Regions from separate parts of the Mus musculus genome. Here regions 2 and 3 are each linked to region 1. Evidence: chromatin loops called from intact Hi-C (ENCODE). Cell type or tissue: left cerebral cortex. All regions are shown on one strand. Each heading gives the region's core, and the rest is flanking DNA. Links, peaks and the distances in the headings are about the cores only.

Evidence for each region. Peaks named below come from ENCODE experiments on the same cell type or tissue, not always from the same donor. Only the 100,000 strongest peaks of a DNase experiment are listed, where the experiment ranks them.
Region 2: a loop joins it to region 1, with 5 times the contacts of the local background. A loop is called at or near these places in 22 of 42 quality-filtered maps.
Region 3: a loop joins it to region 1, with 3 times the contacts of the local background. A loop is called at or near these places in 1 of 42 quality-filtered maps.

The regions. Positions count from the first base shown.
Region 1 is chr4:132,208,933-132,215,743 of GRCm38, forward strand. It overlaps Ythdf2 (YTH N6-methyladenosine RNA binding protein 2), which reads right to left and starts at 3,324. Exons shown (of 5, transcript NM_145393.4): 1 at 2,968-3,324; 2 at 2,500-2,524; 3 at 1,820-1,899. The coding sequence starts at 2,994. In left cerebral cortex, for the core only: a CTCF peak has its summit at 3,381 (motif pointing left); DNase peaks (open chromatin) are centred at 2,238, 2,719 and 3,296; H3K4me3 peaks cover 2,136 bases; H3K27ac peaks cover 1,634 bases.
Region 2 is chr4:132,263,457-132,270,267 of GRCm38, forward strand. Gm28874 (a long non-coding RNA gene) reads left to right here. Exons shown (of 2, transcript XR_390809.4): 2 at 2,839-3,652. Rnu11 (U11 small nuclear RNA) reads right to left here and starts at 6,730; the gene lies at 6,623-6,730. In left cerebral cortex, for the core only: a CTCF peak has its summit at 5,637 (motif pointing left); DNase peaks (open chromatin) are centred at 3,588 and 5,589; H3K27ac peaks cover 1,237 bases.
Region 3 is chr4:131,869,587-131,876,397 of GRCm38, forward strand. Srsf4 (serine and arginine-rich splicing factor 4) reads left to right here and starts at 4,053. Exons shown (of 6, transcript NM_020587.2): 1 at 4,053-4,284. The coding sequence starts at 4,178. In left cerebral cortex, for the core only: no CTCF peak of the experiment used is centred there; DNase peaks (open chromatin) are centred at 3,900, 4,471 and 4,972; H3K4me3 peaks cover 2,909 bases; H3K27ac peaks cover 1,629 bases.

The DNA.
Region 1 (6,811 bases), core at 738-5,737:
ACCAAAAAGAGAAAAAAGAAAAAAGAAAAGATTTAGTATGAGGCCCTGTGTTAGACACAGCATATTCTGTAGTCATGGCTAGCCTAGAATTCTTTTTTAAAAAAAGAAAAAGGCATGTTTAAACCTCTGTGTAACAGACCTGGCTGCCCTGGAACTCAACTTTGTAGAGCAGGCTGGCCTCAAGCTCACAGAGACTCATCTTACTCTACCTCCCAAATGCTGGGACTAAAGTCATCATGTAAAGGTTAGCCCAGAACTCTTTTAAGACCAGACTGGCTTCAAACTCAAAAGATCCACTTGCCTCTGTCTCCCTAGTCCTTGAGTTAAAGGCATGAGGCACAACACCCAGCTCTGTGAATTACTCTAGATTATATACAAGAAACAAAACAAAACAAAATCAGCCATAGTCCTTCAAGGTCTATAGCCATACCTCAGTTTTTAAAAGTCACTAAGCTTCAGCTTCTCTAAGAAGACAAAACGCTCTCACCAGCACAGGTTATGCCAAGACACAGGTGAATGGCTATACCTGAGATGGCAAGTTCACACATGCCAGAGCTCCACACTCTCAATTACACAATACTGTGCAAGAACTACCTAGAATGGGTCCTAAATGCTCCCACTCAGTTACAATGATTAGGAAAGCAAACGACATCATTAACAGCAATTATTAATATTTCATTCCTCTGCTTCTTTGATTGGCTGGTTAGCCAGTGTGGAAACTTTTTGTACTCTCAATATGAAGATTTTTAGATAAGCTATCTCAAAAACCTTAGGGAACAATCGGGTCCAAATCTGAATACATACATATATGTCAAGTTACTGAATACATACATATATGTCAAGTTACTGAAAACCAGCCATATGTTTTTCCTACAGAACAGGTTCAAATTTTTATATCAATGTTCCACAAACTTCTTAATCTATGCTACAGCATCCTAAAATCAAAACCTTCAACTCTTTTGGATACATTTATCTGTGAATTTACATTAACCAAAATTGTGTGGCTGTCCTAAGAGGAGACAATAAAGCTGGTGAATCAAACAATTCATACATACAGTTCATATTAGGAGTATCTACATATATATGCAACTAGTCCTCCCATCAAATAAATGTATCTCAAACTTTTCTTGGTGGCAATGGGAACTACACTAGAAGGACACACTGATGCATAAGCCCTCTACCTGGCCCTACCTGCAACCGCAATCATTCTTGGTCTGAATGTCAACTGTGTTCAACAGTGTTTTAGCCTCCTTTAACAAACACATTAGCCAAAAGAGCTATGCACAAAGTTGTTCTCTACAGATACTAAACAACCAAAAATCACCATCTAGCGCCCCACTGTCTCACTTTGAAATAGTTTTAATACACAAAGAGCCTCACTGGAGACAAAAGAGAAGTAAGTTTTGTATAGGTGAGGTTCAGGTGATCATTCACTAGAATTTCCTCACTACATTATCATCCCAATTTCCCTAAAAGACAAGGTTTTGTTTTCTTTAGAGCTCAGGCTAAACTCTGGCCAATATTCTTAAGCTGTGCACTAATCCTTTCCTGGCAAACAAGGGGCAATTACTCATGCCAGCATAACAGCTCTTATACAACTCGCGTTATCAGTAATGCAGTCTCAGAGCACATGCTTTGTTGACCACACAGCTTATATCTTTAATGTTTTATATAACAAATTAGTAAGTTGTATTAGGAGTCAGCCACACACACACACACACACACACCCAAACACACCCAAACACAAAAGTGAGACAGGGCAGAGAAAGTCTAACAGTACACTGTCCCCTCAGATAATATAGAACAATTTACTACTCACCGGCCTTGCCTGTGGGCTCAAGTAAGGTTCGAAATCATCATCATTTAGTCCATCCTTTTGATGCACAGAACCATTTTGTACTAGAGGGGAAAAGTTAAATTAGCAATGCCCTGGTCCGAAGAGCTCCCTTCCAAACCCATCCATCAGTTTACATTCACACCAGGAAGAAACCATGCTAGTTCCAAGAGTCACTTGGTTTGAAACTCCGGGGAATAACGATGAGCGCCAGGGCTGAAGCAAGAGCCGGACAGTGAAAAAGAGTCTCCACCCCAGAGCGAGCTGATCTTTTTAAAAGGTCAGTGTATTGGCTCCTTCGAATTTCAATTCCCTCCGGCTTTCTCTCCCCGCTTCCTTCACATGTGAGTGACTTCCAGAAAGTGCTCCACGAGGAGGAAACACAAAGGGCTCCTAAGACCTACGAGAAAACTAAGGACCTGGTGCTTCTCAAAATGCATTCCACCCCCGGCCGCTCATGAATTACTCGTTGTTAACGAAAAAAGCTGCCCGCCAGCTGCAGGGCCACACCAAAAGGGGCGACCGCCCCGCGCGCGGCACCTGCGACCCGAGCGGCTTCGGAAAGGTCCTTTCCCCGGGGCGCGTCCTCGAGCCACCGCCCCCACGGCCCGGCGGACCCCCCTCCCCATCCCGGCCGGCGGCCACCCGGAGGAGCGGGGTCTTACCTTTGTTTCCTTGACCTTTTGGTCTCTGCGAGAGGAGGGGACGTCGCCGAGCAGCAAGTCGTCCGAGAAGAAAACGGAAAAGGAAAGACAAATGAACGCGGGGCCCGAGCAGGGAAGAAAGGAACCGGCCTGGGGGGGACGCGTGGTGAGGGGGAGGCGGGGACGAGCGCTAGGCCGGCGGGGCAGCCCCGGCAGCCCGGCCACCCGGCAGCCACACGAGGGAAAGAGAGGAAACGAGGAAGGGAAGCCCGGGCCGCTACTGGGAGGGAGCGCGGCGCGGCCGGCCCGGCCCGGGGAGGAGCGGGAAGAGCGGGCCGGGCGGGAGACTCAGGGCGCGGCCGGTCTGAGGCCCGAATCCCGAGCCGCGAGAGGCGCCCGCCGCGGCCCGGCCAGGAGCGGCGGGCCCGGGCCTAGTCGGGCCCCGTCTCGCCTCACACAATGGCCGAGACATGCGGGCTGGGCCTGTACCTGCTCCAAGAGGCTGCTGGCCGACATGGCTCTCGGATCCTCACGGGGAACGACGGCGGCGGACTCCTCGTCGGGACAGCGGCGGCGGCGGATGAGCCCCGACGACGGGAGCAGAGGGTGCGGCGGCGGCTTTTGTCCCTGACACTCGGAGCCTCGCCTCGGCGGACGCAGCAGAGACACAGCGCGCGACTCGGGCTCCGGCTCCGATCCGGCGACGCTCTAGGCCGCCGAGCTCAACGCCCGTCTCTATGCTCCGGAGCGCGCGCCCGCCCCCTCGCAGCCCGAATGGGGGAGGCCGAGCGGCAGAGGCGGGCGGCGCGCGCGGCGCGAGCGCTGACTCTCACAGTCGCTGACCCACGCGGAAGGGCCCGGCGCGAAGCATCTCGGGAAGGGAGAGCCGCGCCCGTGGCGCCCTCTGCTGGGCTGGAGGAGCGGAAGCGGTGCGCGCGCGGTCTCCCCGCCCCCACCGCCGCCGCTTTGGGCCTAGGAGCCCTGGGTGGCACCGGGGGTCACCACTGGAGTTTTTTGGCAAACACCTAGAGAATAATTGTTTTGTCTTAAGAAAACACGCAGAAGCCCCTTTCTTAATGGGGCAGAGGCTTCTACTCTGTGTAGGACTTGAGCCCTAACTCATAACTGCATTTGATAACTCTCCCCCAATTTGAAAAGGAACCAGAAGAGAGGTCCTAAGAGCTCACAGGGAAAACTTCATGGAGGTCGGCCCAGAAGACACCCGCGCCCTTCCTTAAGACTATTGTCACCTTCCTTCCTCAGGGACTTGAAAAAAACACCCAGGAGCAGTACTTCCACTAAATATTAAAAAGCCGGCCCTCACTGCCCTGCACACAAGACATTTACCCCTTTGACTTTTGAGGGAGAAAAATATACACTCTCTTTTTTTCAGAGAAGTCAGTGACCCCAAAATAATCTAGTAAACTCTGGACTTTATTCCCAAGAAAAAGACACCTCACCCGTATGCACAGTGTCACACACACTTTCTTGAAGTCTGTTGGACCCTAAGAGGAAATATTCGTGATCTAAGGACTGGAAAATGAACGCTATTCCAGTATGTGCTGTGTGCAGGGCTTTGTCATTAAGTGCTTTCTGACACATTAAATTTAAAGACTTTCAACAAGTTCAAAGTGCCTATCAAACAATGTTACAGCTGGGAAAAGGGAGATTAAGCATGCTGCCAAAGTTATCAAGTTATTAAATAGATCTGTGCTTTTGACACAAAGAACAACATAATATCATTCTTCAACAGCTAGAAAAGAAATCCTGTATTCATGAGCTAAGATTCACTGGAGAGCCAAAGGATGAGCAAAGGCAGGTTTTTTTTTGTTTGTAGGGTTTTTTGTTTGTGTTTTGAGACAGGGTGCCTCTAGCTGTCCTCAAACTCACTAGGTAGACCAGGCTAGCCTTGAACTCAGAATTCTGCCTGCCTCTGCCTCCTAAATGCTGTTATCAAAGGCATGCACCACCAAAGGCATTTTTAATTTAAAAAAAAAAAAATCACGAGCTGGGCGTAGTGGTGCATGCCTTTAGTCCCAGCACTCGGGAGGCAGAGGCAGGCAGATTTCTGAGTTCGAGGCCAGCCCGGTCTACAAAGTGAGTGCCAGGACAGCCAGGGCTACACAGAGAAACCCTGTCTCAAAAAACAAACAAACAAACAAAAAAAAAATCACTCTGGACAAGGATATTTAGTAGTAGGTTTTGCTATTGCAAATGGTAGACACCTGAGCAATGCACTATTGTTAACCTAATGCCATCTGCTTGCTAGATAGAGAAGGTTTGGATTTGACAGATTCAGGAGGAAAAAGCCAAGACTCTTGGATTTTACTTTGTAAACCGCTCAAAGTAAGTGCAAAGCATTTCTTGTCTGCTTATACTCACATTTATGGCTTAAGTGAATAAGATCAGACACCAAAGTTAAAGAACTCTTAGTAAAATGTCACATCTCAGGGTGGAGAGCCCATTAATTGAATGAGAGAAGCCTAGTAATGGTTTTTTTATGAAAGATAATTAGCCAGTCAACCTCATGGCTCAGCTTTGTATATAAACTGTATCAGCAATTGCTTGCATTTAGAGACAGCTTGATTTTGTAAAAAGAGAATTAGACTAGACATCATCTCCTGAGAACGAGAGAGAGTCTAAACACTGGTCTCCCGAGTCCAGGTACAACACTAGGAAAATTATTACACCTGTCTCAGATTCCCTCCCTTAAGACAGAGGATAATACCACCTGCCTAACAAGTTTCTCACAAAAATAAAGGTTAAAAAAAAGAAGAAAGAAAGAAAGGAGCCAGGCGTGGTGGCGCTCGCCTTTAATCCCAGCACTCGGGAGGCAGAGGCAGGTGAATTTCTGAGTTCAAGGCCAGCCTGGTCTAAAAGTGAGTGCCAGGACAGCCAGGGCTATACAGAGAAACCCTATCTTGAACCCCCCCCCCCAAAAAAAAAGAAAGAAAGGAAGGAAGGAAGGAAGGAAGAAAGGAATAAGTTGAAAACATTAGAAAATGGTGGGTATGCTGTGGGTTCCTTTCGTGTGATCTTCTTAAGAGATGGGGGAGGGAGGAGTGCTTCTGACAGTTTCTTCAGCTACAGGGAGCCTTGATTAGCTCCTGTGCGATCACCTTTTCTGCAGGAGTTCCCAGTTAAACGCTAAAATATCCTTGTGGGGAAGGGTAATGCTAACCCTGGGTTCGTTTACCAAATTGGTTTCACAGACTCCTAAATAAACAGAACATACCAAACTGATATGTGTAATCCCTGGGAAGCAGGAAGGGAAGGCTGGAGTGGATGATAGTATTTTAGGGCTTAGAGACTATTATATGGGAACTGAGTTGAGGTTCTAGTCCAGGGTCTGCCACTGGAGCCTCTTAACAGCACCTACAGAGCGCTAAGCAATGTGCTAGGGAGAAAGGCTTACAGTTCACTTTCCCTTGGAGTTTATAGACTCGTTAAGGACATTGAGAGCATGCAAAGAGTTATTCAAAGTGACTCAATTATCACTGTGCAAAGTGCAATGAGGAAGTAGAGGCAGGTGACCTCTTCAGAAGAGCATGGAAGTGTTCACTGAGGAGTGAGCTGTAGCCCAGGCAGACTTGAAGGACCATGAGTTATTAACCAGACAAGGAAGGAAGCTAGCAAGAACACGATATGCAAAGACCGTAAATGAGGAAGAGGCAGGCACCAGTAGGGACTGATAAGAGGTTGCCATAGCTGGCTCATGCCAAGAGGGAGGGTGGCACCACATGAGACTGGAGAAGTAAGCAAGAAAAACTGTAAGGACCTCGTTCTTTTGCTACAAATTTTGGTCTGCCAATAAAAGGTTAAAAGTATAGTAAGTCCCAGTGCACTGTGGGAAAAGATTAGGGATTAGAAGATCATGACACTAAATCTAGGCCAAAAATAATGGCAGCAAATCTAGTATAAACTGACCTGTAGCCACAACAGAGGTCTAACCAGTCATGGTGGAGGTAGGAGGCAGGATACCTTCAAGGGCAATCTTGCCTACATGAGAGTCTCTCTAAAATCTACAGGGACTGGAAAAACTCTGGTCTCCATATGCACCCACATACATGTGGAATACACACATACACACACAATTAAAAATAAAGTAAATTTTGCCAGGTGTGGTGGCACATCACCATATCCTTAAATCTGTGAGTCCAAGGGCAGCCTGATCTACATAGTGAGTCCTAGGACAGTCAGGACTATGTAGAGAAACTGTCTAGGAAAGCAAAGCAAAAAGACAAAAAGAATAAATAAGTAAACTTTAAAAATGATAAACTCTACAAAATAAAAATCTCAGTTGGAGGTAGAAAGACAGCCCGGCTTTTCAAAG
Region 2 (6,811 bases), core at 662-5,661, 54 kb after region 1:
TGAGTCAGGTTCCCAGCACTCATGTGGGTTGACTCATTATTGCCTGTAACTCTTATCTCTAGGGGATCCAACTCCTGTTCTGGCCTCCGGTGATACTGCATTCACGCGAACAAACACACATACAGTTATAAATAAGAAATAAGATCTTAGGGGCTGGATGAGTTGGTTCATTGGTTAAGAGCACTGACTGCTCTTCAGAGGTCCTGAGTTCAATTCCCAGCAACCACATGGTGCCTCACAACCATCTGTAATGGGCATCCAATGCCCTTTTCTAGTATGTCTGGAGACTGCGACAGCTCTGAAGGGGAAAGCCTAGGTCAGCCACTGGGTTCAGCAGGAGAGCTGTTCCTGCTGGGTGGAGTCCTCTCTGAGGCTGGGGACTAAATGGAGCTGGATGGCAGTGAATGGAGCTTGTAGGGAAAGCACCGAGGAGGAGCGACAACTGTGATTGTGTTTCTTTATTATGTTGCTTGAATGAAGGGAACAAATAATAAACCAAGGTAATAAGATGACTGCTGGCTTTCCGAGGTAAGTGCTATGAGAGACCCCACCCCCACTTAATCACTCCTCCTGTTACCAAATGCTCACAAAGGGTTGGAAAACACAGAATGTATTTCTACTTATAACTGACATATTCCCAGCCAATATTTTTCTATTAATTTTCCTCCTTCTTTACCTTCATGATTTATTATACATACACAATTCTGAATTACACTTTTTATTTTTTTAGCTCACTAAAAGCTGTTTCTTAGGAATTAAAGAGGTGTTAGTATATTTGGGCTTTGATTTGGTTTGAGGGTACTGGGATCAAACCCAGTGTCTGGTGCATACTAGGAATTTACTTCACAGTCAGGTGATGGTTAAGCCCTGGAGAGGCAGAGGCAGGCAGATCTCTCTGAGTTCAAGGCCAGCAAGTCCCAGTACAGCCAAGGCAACACAGAGAAACCCTGTCTCGGAAAAAAAAAAAAAGAAAAGAAAAGAAAGAAAAGAAAAAAAGCAAAGGAAAGAAAAAGAAAGTTGCTTGGACCCAGCCAGGTAGCCCAGTTCCTACATCCTCTGCTACTGGGGAGAGGCATACAGATCACAAGTTCGAGGTCAGCCTGAGACACGGTGAATTTTCTAGTACCTGTGAAGTGCTAGCTTCTTTCTCTAGGAACCCAAACCAAACATATAATACAATGTTATAGAGATGCTCGCTGCCAGGTCTGGATTTGTCTCACCCTTCATCATTCCGGGGGTTAGCCGATTTCGATCAGGGGAGGATTCTGTTTGTTTGAGTGAAAAGGGAAGTTGACCAATGGAGGAGACAACTGTTCTGAAGGGGCGTCTACTGGGGAGAGGCTGTGTGCACATAATGGTGTATGCATATACCAGGACGGGCTCTCCAGGGGACCTCAGGCAGTAGCTTTGGAGGAAAGATTGAGACTTGAATGTTTTAAGTGTATCTCTCTGATTTTTGTTTTGACATACGATCTTCTCCAGTCCCTACAAATACATCTGAAATGCCTCTATACTCCCAACACTGGGTAGGGCGAAGCAAGCAGGGTTATGAGTTTGAGACTAGCCTGAGCTACATAGAGAGGGTGTGTTTGTTTTTTAAGATTTTATTTATTTATTATATGTAAGTATACTGTAGCTGTCTTCAGATCTCATTACGGGTGGTTGTGAGCCACCATGTGGTTGCTGGGATTTGAACTCAGGACCTCCAGAAGAGCAGTCAGTGCTCTTAACTGCTAAGCCATCTCATCAGCCCCCGAGAGGGTTTTTTTTGTTTGTTTTTGTTTTTTAGTTTTAGTGCATTGGTGTTTTGTCTACATAGTAGTCTAGGTGAGGGTGTTAGATCTCTTGGGGCTTGGATTGCAGACAGTTGTGAGCTGCCCTATGGATGCCAGGAATGAAACCTTCTGAAAGAACAACCAGTGCTCCTAACCACTGAGCCATTTCCCTAGCCCTACATAGTGAGTTCTAATCCAGCTTGTGAGTTGTTGTCTCAAGGAGCAAAAAACTAAACAAAACGAGAAGCCCATCCCTCTTCTCTGTAGTTAGGCTTGGTCTCCTCCTGAGGCTCTAGCAGTCAGAGCCTCCTGGTCGTCGGCCTGCTCTCTGCCCTGCTGCTTTAAGTATTCAGTCTTCTAATGCCCCACAGGTCCTTAGAACCAAACTTGAAAACTTGAACTCCTTTTTCAGTCTACCTGCCCTCTTCCTCCTCTTCCTCCTCCTCCTCCTCCTCTTCCTCCTCCTTCTTCTTCTTTTTTTTTTTTTTTTTTTTTTTGGCTTTTCAAGATAGGGTTTCTCTGTGTTCCCCTGTCTTGTGCGCGCTCGACTGGCCAGGAAGAACGACGCTGCAACAGGATCCTTCTGCACACGTTTATTGGGAGAGCTTGATTGTAGAGGCGAAAAGACCTCGAGCCCAGAACTGGTGCTGCTTTTATAGGCCTAGGACAGGCGTTCTCTCTCATCTGATTGGTTAACTTGTCTCTCATCTGATTGGTTAACTTGTCTCTCATCTGATTGGTTAACTTGTCTCTCATCTGATTGGTTAACTTTTGTCAATTCTCAAAACCTCACCTTGGCAAAAGAACCTTTACTGGCTATGTATGTGTGGTGGCCAGCTGTAGCCAACTGCCACTCTGTAACTGCCACTCTGTAACTGCCACTCTGTAACTGCCACTCTGCAACGGCTTCCCACACCCCTGGTTGTCCTGGAACTCACTTTGTAGACCAGGCTGGTCCTGAACTCAGAAATCCGCCTGCCTCTGCCTCCCAATCCCACTGGGATTAAAGGTGTGCGCCACCACACCCGGCTTCCACATCTTTTAATGTTCTTACCCATTGTAGTGGCTACTCCTGGTTGTCAACTATATCTGGAATGAACTACCATCCAGAATTGGAAGGCTCACCTGTGATCCAGATTTTGAGGCTGGGAGAGACAAGTTTCTGACCTGGATCTTGGCATGGAGATCTTGAGGCAGAGTGGCTGTGAATCCCAGGAGACTAAGGCAAGGAGATCTCTGAGTTCAAGGTCATCTGGGACAAAGCAAGTCCTAGATCCAGGTGTGATGACACACACCTTTGATCCGGGCCACACCTTCTGGGAGACCTACATAAGGACGTTGGCAGGGGGATTCACTCTTCTACTTGCCTTGTCAACCTTGGACTTCCATTCACAGCTGACCATTGTTTGGGAGTTGGACTAGACTGTAAGTCACCATAACAAATTCCCTTAGAGCCGACCCATAAGTTCTGTGACACTAGAGAACTCTGATTGATACACCCATATCCAACAGGGCTTCCTTCTGCCTGGACTTGCTCTCCCTTGTTCTCCCTCCACAATACATACTTTCTCTGTGAGGGCTCGGACAGACAGGTTATATTAGTCTCGGAGGACTCCCTGGTACACAGAACTCTCAAAATAATCTGTTGCTTAAGAACTACTGCACTCTCTGTCCCTCCCTCCCCACCCCTCACAGCTTGTCCCTCCCTTCTGTATCATCCACACTTTGAGAAACCAGAATCTAGTAGCAGATGGGATGTGAATCAGAAAAGAAGGCAGAATCAGAAAGAGAGGAAGCTCTGCCAATTGATGGGGGGAAAAAAAACCCCAAAGACAAAAAACAACAGCAACAGAAAAAAAAAAAAAAGAACCCTGAGACTAATGTAGATGTAGACAGGTTAGTCACTGCCTCAGCCACCTCTGCCCCATCTGCCATGTCAACATCAAAGGAAAAAGCTGACTTCGGGCTTAGGAGGAAGGATAAGAATTGAATCCTGCTGGCACTGTGCTTATGAGTCTCTGTTTCAGCCTCAGCATCCCGGTGTAGAGAAAGGAGATGCAGGTCAGGACCACACTGGGAGGCAGAAGCAGGAGGATCTCTGTGAGCTCCAGGACAGCCAGGGCTACCCAGAGAAATCCTGTCTCAAAAGACAAAAAGAAAAGTGGTGGTGGGGATGCCAGCTGGAGCTGAGTGTGTTGGCATAAATCCTTAATCCTAGCAGATCTCTATGTTCTAGTCCAGTCTGATTTACAGGGCGAGCCTTTGGAGTGTAAGCTCCTTGAGCCTGTGACCTCCCCAACAGAAAACAAAAACAAAAAAACTCCCCATTTTCTTTTCTTCTGTTTTCCTTTGTTCTTTCACTCATGCCTTCCCTGAAACAGAGTCTCACTATACAACACTAGCTGGTACTCACAGAGATCTACCTCTGCCTCCTGAGTGCTAGGATAAAGATATCTACCATTACAGTGGTGGCCTTTAATCCCAGCACTTGGGAGGCAGATTTCTGAGTCCAAGGCTAGCCTGGTCTACAGAGTGAGTTCCGGGACAGCCAAGACTACACAGGTACTGTAGTGGCTATTCCTGGTTGTCAACTTGACTATATTTGGAATGAACTACAATCCAGAATTGGAAGGCTCACCAGTGACCCTTATCTGGAGGCTTGGAGATAGAAGTTTCTGATCTGGATCTTGGTATGGAGATCTTGAGGCAAAGTGGCTATGGATTCCAGAAGATTAAATCTCCGAGTTCATCTGGGATTAAAGGTGTGGTGGAACACACCTTTAATCTGGGCTACACTTTCTGCTGGAGACAATATAAGGACATTGGAAGATGGGAGTCTTGCTCTTGCTCCTTCGCCTGCTTGCTGTGTGGGATTGAGTACCTGCTAGGTCCTTGGACTTCCATTCACAGCTACTACTGAACCATTGTTGGGAATCAGGCTGCAGACTGTAAGTCATCAATAAATTCCTTTATTATATAGAGACTATCTATAAGTTCTGTGACTCTAGAGAACCCTGACTAATACAGGTACACAAAGAAAAACCCTGCCTGAAAAAAACAAAAACAAAGCAAAACAAAAAAAGTGCCACCACACCCAGACAGTATTAAACAATGATTTATTTATCTTTATGTGTGTTTGTCTACACTCATGTATACATACTTCATTTGTATTATGCACCAAGGAAACCAGAGGAGGTGGGAGTGCTGGGTCCTGGGAACTGAATAAGTGCTCATAACTGTGGATCCATCTCTCCAGCCCCCACATCCTTTTCTAAAGCTAACATAAGCTGGGCAAAATGGCAGTCCAGTACTTCTGAACTGTGTATCTGTAGATATGAGTAGTTATTTCAAAGACTTTTAATTATATTAATTTATTGGAGGGGTACACCATGGATGGCATATGTAGGTCAGAAGACAAGTGACAGGGTTCACCCTCTCCTTCCACCATTTGGGTTCTGAGAATAACTTCACACACACACACACACACACACACACACACACACACACAAGCAAAAATAAATCTAAGCACTCATGAGGCAGATCTCTGAATTTAAGGCCAGGCTTGGTCTACAAAGAAAAAAAAGGGCCAGCCACGATGAAACCCTGTCTCAAAAATAAACAAAAAAAAAAAAATTTTAAGGGATATGGACATATGTGAGGTATACACACCAAAATATGTAACTCCAGACATAAAGTTTTTTTAAATACTCCATATGAGATGTAGATCAAAAAGGCTGGCGAGAATATGTCTCAGCAGTTAAGAGCACTGATGGCTTTTCAAGAAGTCATGACTGAGTTCAATTCCCAGCAAACACATGGTGGCTCACAACCATCTGAATGGGCTCTGATGCCCTCTTCTGGTGTATCAGAAGACAGTGACAGTGTACTTACATAAAATAAACAAATCTTAAAAAAAGAAAAGAAAAGAAAAGAAAAGAAAAGAAAAGAAATTTATATTGAAGGAGGAAATTTCAGTCAAGTTTTATGATTCCCTTACTCTTCCAGGGAGGCATTTGGAAGTGGGATATTCCTTTTGCCTGCATAATACAATGTAACCCTCAATTTTCTAACCTGTGAAGCAGAGCCATACCCACTCCTCTTAGCAGTCAGTTGCAGGGCTAGAGAGATGGCTCATTGGTTAAGAGCACTGGCTGTTCTTTAAGAGTCCCAAATTTTATCCCAGGTACCTACAGGGTGGCTCATTACCAGTCTTCAACTGTTTTTTTTTAAAATATTTATTTATTTATTATATGTAAGTACACTGTAGCTGTCTTCAGACACTCCAGAAGAGAGAATCAGATTTCGTTACAGATGGTTGTGAGCCACCATGTGGTTGCTGGAATTTGAACTCAGGACCTTTGGAAGAGCAGTCGGCAATCTTAACCGCTGAGCCATCTCACCAGCCCTAGTCTTCAACTGTTAATCCCGGGAAATTCAAACTCAGGCACACAAGCGAATAAAACAAAAATAATTTAAATGAAAATAAATAGCTAAGGGGCTGGAGAGACAACTCAGAGCACTCAGCTACTCTTTTTTTGTTTGTTTTGTTTCTCGAGACAGGGTTTCTTTGTATAACCCTGGCTGTCCTGGAACTAACATTGAAGAGCAGGATGGCCTCGAACTCAGAAAACCACCTGCGTCTGCCTCCCAAACTCTGGGATTAAAGGCGTGGACCACCATGCCCGCCTACGACATTAACTTCTAATTCCAAAGTCCAGAAACTTAGACTTGCTAGCGATAAAAAGACTTAGAAGATCCAGATAATAACCTTAGAAGGTATTATCTACCTAACAAGAAAGTATTTGTAAAATGAACTAAAAAAGCTTCCTCCTGTAATTTAACAAATTCAAGGGCGCCGGGACCAACGATCACCAGCTGCCCAATTACCAAAAAATTATGCTTCCGAAATCTCTTGATGTCGATTCCGCACGCACAGCAATCGAGTTGCCCTGCGTGTGCCACTCACGACAGAAGCCCTTTTTGCTCGAGCGCGTTCGGAAGCACAGTGGCATTGTCGGTCCACCCATCTTACGGTA
Region 3 (6,811 bases), core at 856-5,855, 340 kb before region 1:
TGACAAGTGTTGGGTGCCAGTATCTTAGACCCTTGTTCAAATGTAGCTGCTATGCAGTCTTTTTCTCCTTCTAGCTTCCCAATGGTTTTCACACATGATTCTTGGAGTGTACACAACCGTGTTTGACCTTGGCAAGAATGACACAAGGTCAGAGGAGCCTAAGATATGCACACACACACAGACCCCAGATGCCTACCTCAGAATCCCAGCACCTTAAACCAGTGTTTAACTGAGCCTGATACTAAGTGATGACACATAGTGATTTACCTGGAACTGAGCCACGCTGCAGTAAAGGGTGGTGTAGCAGGTCAGGACTCTCAGTCAAGAGACTTGAGGGGACAACAGACAATTGAGCAGAGGAACAGGCTTTGGAAAGCTCTGGCAGCACTGAGGGACAACTGCAAGGACAGAATCTAAAGATGAATAAAGGAGAAATCCCCAGGCTTTTGAACTTCGGAGAAGTAAACCCCCCACCACACAGCTAAATTCTGAAGACCAGTTAATAGGTACCAACACTTCAGAACAAGCTAGAGGGAAAATAGATAAAAAGAACTGACTTCCTGTGCCCTGTCCACGCTATAAAAGCAGGACATAGCTGTGGAACTTGGTGGTTGTCCTTGAGGCCCACTGAGTAAAACACACCCTTTGTAAATGGAGCCCTAGGCTCCCAAGATAAAAAACAAATAGCCATAACCTTCTAAAAACAAAGTTGAAGCACACCTGCTGCCGACATTGACTCTACCTTCATGTCCCCTACTGGGAGCTTCCACCACACAACTCCATGGCCTCTGCCACAATATTGATGAGGACCTGTGTCCTCATGGGAAGACAGGCCCAGGGGAAAGGTGCTTGCACAAACTTGTGTGTTGTAGTCATTACTGTCCTTTTGTCTTGAAAGAATTAGCAATAACCACAGTGCTTCCTGGCAGGTCCCATGCCCTGCACGGTGCACAGCACCTGCTGCAACAACTGCAAACAGTTCTGAGGATCAAACTCAGGGCTTGAACATGGTAAACAGGTGCTCTAGCACTTCCCAAATGATAAGCTGCTGCTGTACAAAGCTAACCTTGTAACCAGTAGAGAGAGACGGAGAGCTGGCTCAGCACTTAAGAGCATACATACACTGCTCTTGCAGAAGACCAGAATTGTTCCCAGCACCCAAATCAAATCAAGTGGCTCATAACCACTGTAACTCCAGCTTCAGGAAGACCTGACACCTGGCCTCCACAGGCACCTGTACTCACATCCATATACACAAAACTAAATTTAAAACAAACTTAAAACCTCAAGCCAAGTATGTTGGCTCAGACCTGTACTTCCAGCATTTGGGAGAGTCCACCTCAGCTACATAGCAAGTTCCCAGGTCAACCTGGACTATGTGTGACCCTACTTCCAAAAGAAACACAAGACCTCAAAGTGAGAAAGCCTTTGATTATAACATAAAATTAGGGGTCTCTATTTAGGCAAAACACAAGTGTGTCATAAAAGTCTGAGGACCTGAGTTAAATCCCTGGATCACACCGTGAAAGACAGAAGCACTTCCTTAGAACTGTCTGCCAGTGCGTTCACACCCAAGAAACATGGTAATGCCAAAAGTCAACATGCTGGTGAAGTATCTACAATTCATTTGGCAAGCTGCTGATTTCCCTAATCTATAGTGAACTATAAATCAAGTAAAATGGGCAAAGAATAAAACACAAATGAAAACGTGTCAAGGTGTGTATGCCCTGTGTGTACAGGTGCCCTGAAGCTACAAGAGAGCATGAAGGACATGAAGAGAGGCTGGTTCCCTCAAGGTAACTGCAAACCAAATGGCCTGGAGGATACCTCTTCGCTGGATTGACAAACTTTTTTTCAAGACGGGGTTTCTCTGTGTAGCCTTAGCTGTACTGGAACTTGCTCTGTAGATCAGGCTGACCTAGAACTCAGAAATCTGCCTGCCTCTGCCTCCTTAGTGCTGGGATTAAAGGCATGGGCCACCATCACCTGGCTAAATCAAAACATTGATAATACGTTGAGTATTTGAGACCCAACAGCTACCATGTTACACATGCTGAAGCAGGCCCTGTGATCCATGCCTGCAACCCTCAGCACTCAGGAAGCTGAGGCAAGAGAGCTGCTGTAAATCCAAGGCCAGCTGAGGATAAGAAGTGAGACTGTCCCTAAGTCAAATGCCTATACCCTTTAACCTAGTACTCCTACTTCCCAAGTTGTATGTCTAGGCGATGCTGAGGATCAAGGCTAGGTTAGACAAGTGTTCTGCCAGAAGTATGTCCTTAATGACATTCCCATTTCCAGGATAGATACTATTTGAATATACATGGTCACTGATTGTGGCAATTCTAAAAACCAAAGGTTGGACCCTGTCTCAATTCTTCACTAGAATAGTGACTAGGTAAGTTACTGTGTATAAAAAAGTGTGTTATAAGACAAAATGGTCTTAAGTGCTTTTCATATGCTTCTGAAATGACTAAAATATAGTGAGACAAAAATCAGGTGTAAGCCGGGCGTGGTGGTGCACGCCTTTAATCCCAGCACTCGGGAGGCAGAGGCAGGTGGATTTCTGAGTTCGAGGCCAGCCTGGTCTACAGAGTGAGTTCCAGGACAGTCAGGGCTATACAGAGAAACCCTGTCTCAAAAAAAAAAAAAAAAAAAAAAAAAAAAATCAGGTGTGATGCACACCTGCAATTGACAATCACAGTTCTTAGAAAGGCTTTTACAGGTTAGTCAAAGGCCATTAGACATAGAAAGTTCTTGTCTTAAAAAAGAAAAGCCAAGTGCTGTATGGTAAATTAACTTCTAAAGGAATACTTAAGAAACTGCCTCTAGAAAGGAAAGCAGAAGATGCAGAAGAGAAAACTTTACCCAGCACATCAGTTAAAGTGGAAATGCAGTAAAGAGACTAAACCCCTCAGTGATTCCTGGGCAAAGCTGAAAAGGAACCTTTCATTACTGAGCACCCACATGCCCCAGCACAGTTCATTACATTTGGTTATTTTGGCAATACACTGGACATCTATAGATTATAATCTTGCAGGTTAGAAATTTTTTCTGAGCTGGCAGAGATGGGGTACACCTTTAACTCTAGCACTTGGGAAGCAGGCAGGTTTGAAGCCAGCCTGGTCCACAGAGGGAGTTCCGGGACAGCCGGGGATATACAGAAAAACCCTTTCTCAAAATGAATAAACAAAAAAAGAAAATAGTAATTTTCTGTCGTGCTTAATCTAACTACAAGGCACTAAACTGAACGGACATAGTTTGGCACATGCTTTTAATCCCAGCCAATAGGCAGACAGGCAAAGTTTCAGGCCAGCCTGGTCTACAGGGCTATTTCTAGGACAGTCAGAACTTTTTTGTTTAAGGATTTATTTTATGTGTATGAGTACAGTGTAGCTGTTTTTAGACAGACACCCTAGAAGAGGGCATCCGATTCCCATTACAGATGGTTGTGAGCCACCATGTGGTTGCTGGCAATTGAACTCAGGACCTCTGGCAGTCAGTGCTTTAAAAAATAAAAATTAAATCTGAGATGTAACTCAGAGATAGGGCACTTGTTAACATCCGTATGGCCCTGAGTTCGATCCACAACACCGCAAAATAATACCGAACCAATTATTGGAACACTTTTACATACCTAGTATCGACACTGTAGAGACAACCCTGAAAGTACAAGGAAGATAAAAGAGACTCAAAGATCCGAGAGAAAGGAAAATGGGCCCAAGGTCATGGATCCACTAACTTCCCACAGGGACGTTTACCGAAAACCACCCCAAAACAGAAAGTCTACCAGAGCAAAGGACAAAGGCGGGAACACCCGCTCGGCGCGCACCCGCGCAGGCACTTCCGGGGGAAGTGCCGCTGCCACGGCGAGCTCGCGAGAGGACGTGCTGCAGCTGTCGCTCACTCGGCCAGGTCCCGCCCCGCGCCGGCGCGCCTCCAGTAAAGCCCCGCCCCCGCCCCTGACCAGGCGGGAAGCGGGCGCGCGCTCCCTCCCGTTCCCCTCCGCCGGGGGGGGGGGGGTAGGGAGACGGGGGCGCGCGTTCTCGAGCTGCGTGCTCGCGTACGTCGCCGGGCTTCGGCTGCGTCCGTCCCGCCGCCCGCCCGTTACCGCCGCCGCCGCGTTTTCCCTTCGCCGGCCGCCGCCTGAGGGGGGCCGGGGCCAGCTGCCGCCGCCGGAATGCCGCGGGTGTACATCGGCCGCCTGAGCTACCAGGCCCGGGAGCGCGATGTGGAGCGCTTCTTTAAGGGCTACGGGAAGATCCTGGAGGTGGATCTGAAGAACGGGTGAGGAGGGCGGCGGAGGGGCCGGCCGGGGGGCTGACAGGGCCGCGGCTGTGGCTAGGAGGCCGCGGGGACGCGAGCGCGGCGCTCGCTGGGCGCTAAGCCGCCGCCGGCCTCCTCCGCTCCGCCATGGCGGCGGTGCCTCGGGGGCGCGGGTAGGCCCGGCTCCCACTGCGCCTGCGCGGGCGGGGGTGGTGGCGGGATAATGGGGACGGAGGCCCGGGTTAGACTGGGGCTCCGGGCGCCGGGGAGGCCTGGGTTTCCGTCGCTGGACTATGGGTCCGAGGCGGCCCTTTCCCGCTCTGGGGCTGCCAGGAGCAGATGAGGGTTCCGGCCCTCTTCTCCCCGTTCCCCAGCCTGACCGGCCAGAGGCTTCCCGGCGTGTGTTTCTGAGGACTGGAGCTCTGGCTTTTTCGCGTGCCACACTTTGGGCGGGAGACACTAGTTTTTGTAGTGCAGTGACAGTTTCGAAAGTACTGGCTTGCCGCGCTTCAAGCCTTGACCGCTCCCTTTCCGAGAGTAAATTAAAGTCCTAGCTCGTTATCTTGGGGAGTCCTTACAGAGTTTTCCACGTTGTGGTTTCGGCTCTCCAACTTGCCGGAAAATGATTGCTGTCGTAGGATTTTTTGAGTGGGTAAGGGCCATCCTGGCCAGGTCTGCGTCGGCTGCTGGTGCAAGTGGAGACACATCTCCAAATTGCCTACTTAACAGCTTTCCCCGTACAATCTGGGCTTGTATTTCTAATCTGCTTTGGCGAAGCAAGGCTAGCAGGGACTACCAGGTTCGGGGAAAACGGGTGAGTTGTCATGCCTAGAGATTGTACGAGCATCTTTTGCTTGGGAGCTGAGAATTATTAGGTAGGACTTGAAAGGCATTAAGCACCGGAACGGCGTCGGAAGCACTAAACCTTGGGTGTTAGGGGAACCCTTGGTTTTTGCTGTGTTTATTTCTTGCCTGTTTTGTTTTTTTCGACTTTGTGTTTGGTCCAATGAGACCAGTAGTAATTGACATTTGAGAAGACATACACTTTAGTATGAATGGCAAATGAACCAGCAGGTTCTCAAAGCTGTCTAGATTTCGAATAATTGACACTTAAAAGACTCTCCTTGCTGAGAACAAGACTTCGATAAAATGTTTATGAATCCTGGATTCGATTCACAAAGACAATTTCTCATTTTTGTTCTTACAGAGCGAACCAGCTGGCATGAGAGTATTGTTTTTGTGATATTTAACCTTACATGTGAGAGATTAACCGACCCCCCTTACCCCCTCCCTTTTGTAGGGGAAAAACAAGGGGTTTGGAAGACAGATAAGTCTGAGTCAAACCTTGCTCCTCAATTTAAGTTTCTTTGAGCAAGTGACTTAGTTTCTCTGAACCTGTTTTCTCATTCATAAAAAGGAAGGTCAGGTAGAAAAAGTATAAAGCTTTCGCCATCCTCTGTAATAGAGTCATTAAGCAGCATCTTAGCCCCTTAGTGTTTGCTAGCAGTATATTTGGTGAGGTCTCTTTTCTCAAGGAGTGGGTGAGTGTTGAAAAAGGTAGTAGGGCAAAACTGATCACTTGCTCGGGTTACTAATGCGCCAACAGGATCCCCTGCACTGCAACAGCTGCACTGCAGGAATTGAGGAAGGAGACAGAACAGTTTCTGACTAACCTGCTGTGACTGACATGCCTTTTGAGTCAAGGAATGCTTGTTCTCACTTAAAACTCAGACAACTAAAATGTAGGATAGTTTACTAAAATTGATTTTCTTTTTCTATTATTTTTACTTTTATGTGCATTGATGTTTTGCTTGCGTGTATGTCTGTGTGAGGGTCTCAGATCCCCTGGAACTGGAGTTGAAGACCGTTGTGAGCTGCCATTGGTTGCTGGGAATTGAACCCAGGTCCTCTGGAAGAGCAGCCAGTGCTCTTAACCACTGAGCCATCTCTCCAGCCCAGAATAGATTTTTCTTAAAATGAGCTTTGAAGTATGGATTTACTAGGACTTGAAATGAAGAAAGAGAAATGTCCAGAAATATGTTATGTTGGAATTGGTGAAGAAGTGGTCCAGTAAGGACCAACTCTTAACAGTCTAGCTGTTAAGACCTAGAAATTTAACACCAGACCAGAAACAACTATTAAAGGTTTTACACTAGGGGATTGGAGAGATGGCTCCATCATTAGAGTCACTGGCTGTGTTCCCAGAGGACCTGGGTTCAATTCTCAGCACCCACATGGGAGCACACAATTGTGTCTCCATCCAGTCCTGGGGAATTTGACACTTTCTGTCCTCCAGCACTAGGCAGGCTTGTGGTAAACAGTTAAACATGCAGGCAGAACCTCCAGACACATAAAATAAATTTAAGAGAATAAAAGTAAAGATAAATAGTAAAAAAAAATTTAAAGGAGTTTTACACTAAATTTTAAATCATGAATAGAATTCAAAGACTCTTGAAGGAAACATGGAACAACTCAGGGAATCTAAGAGGACAGACACTCTCAGAACTTTAGCTGCCTACATCTTTTAGGAACTTGGATTCTCATATTG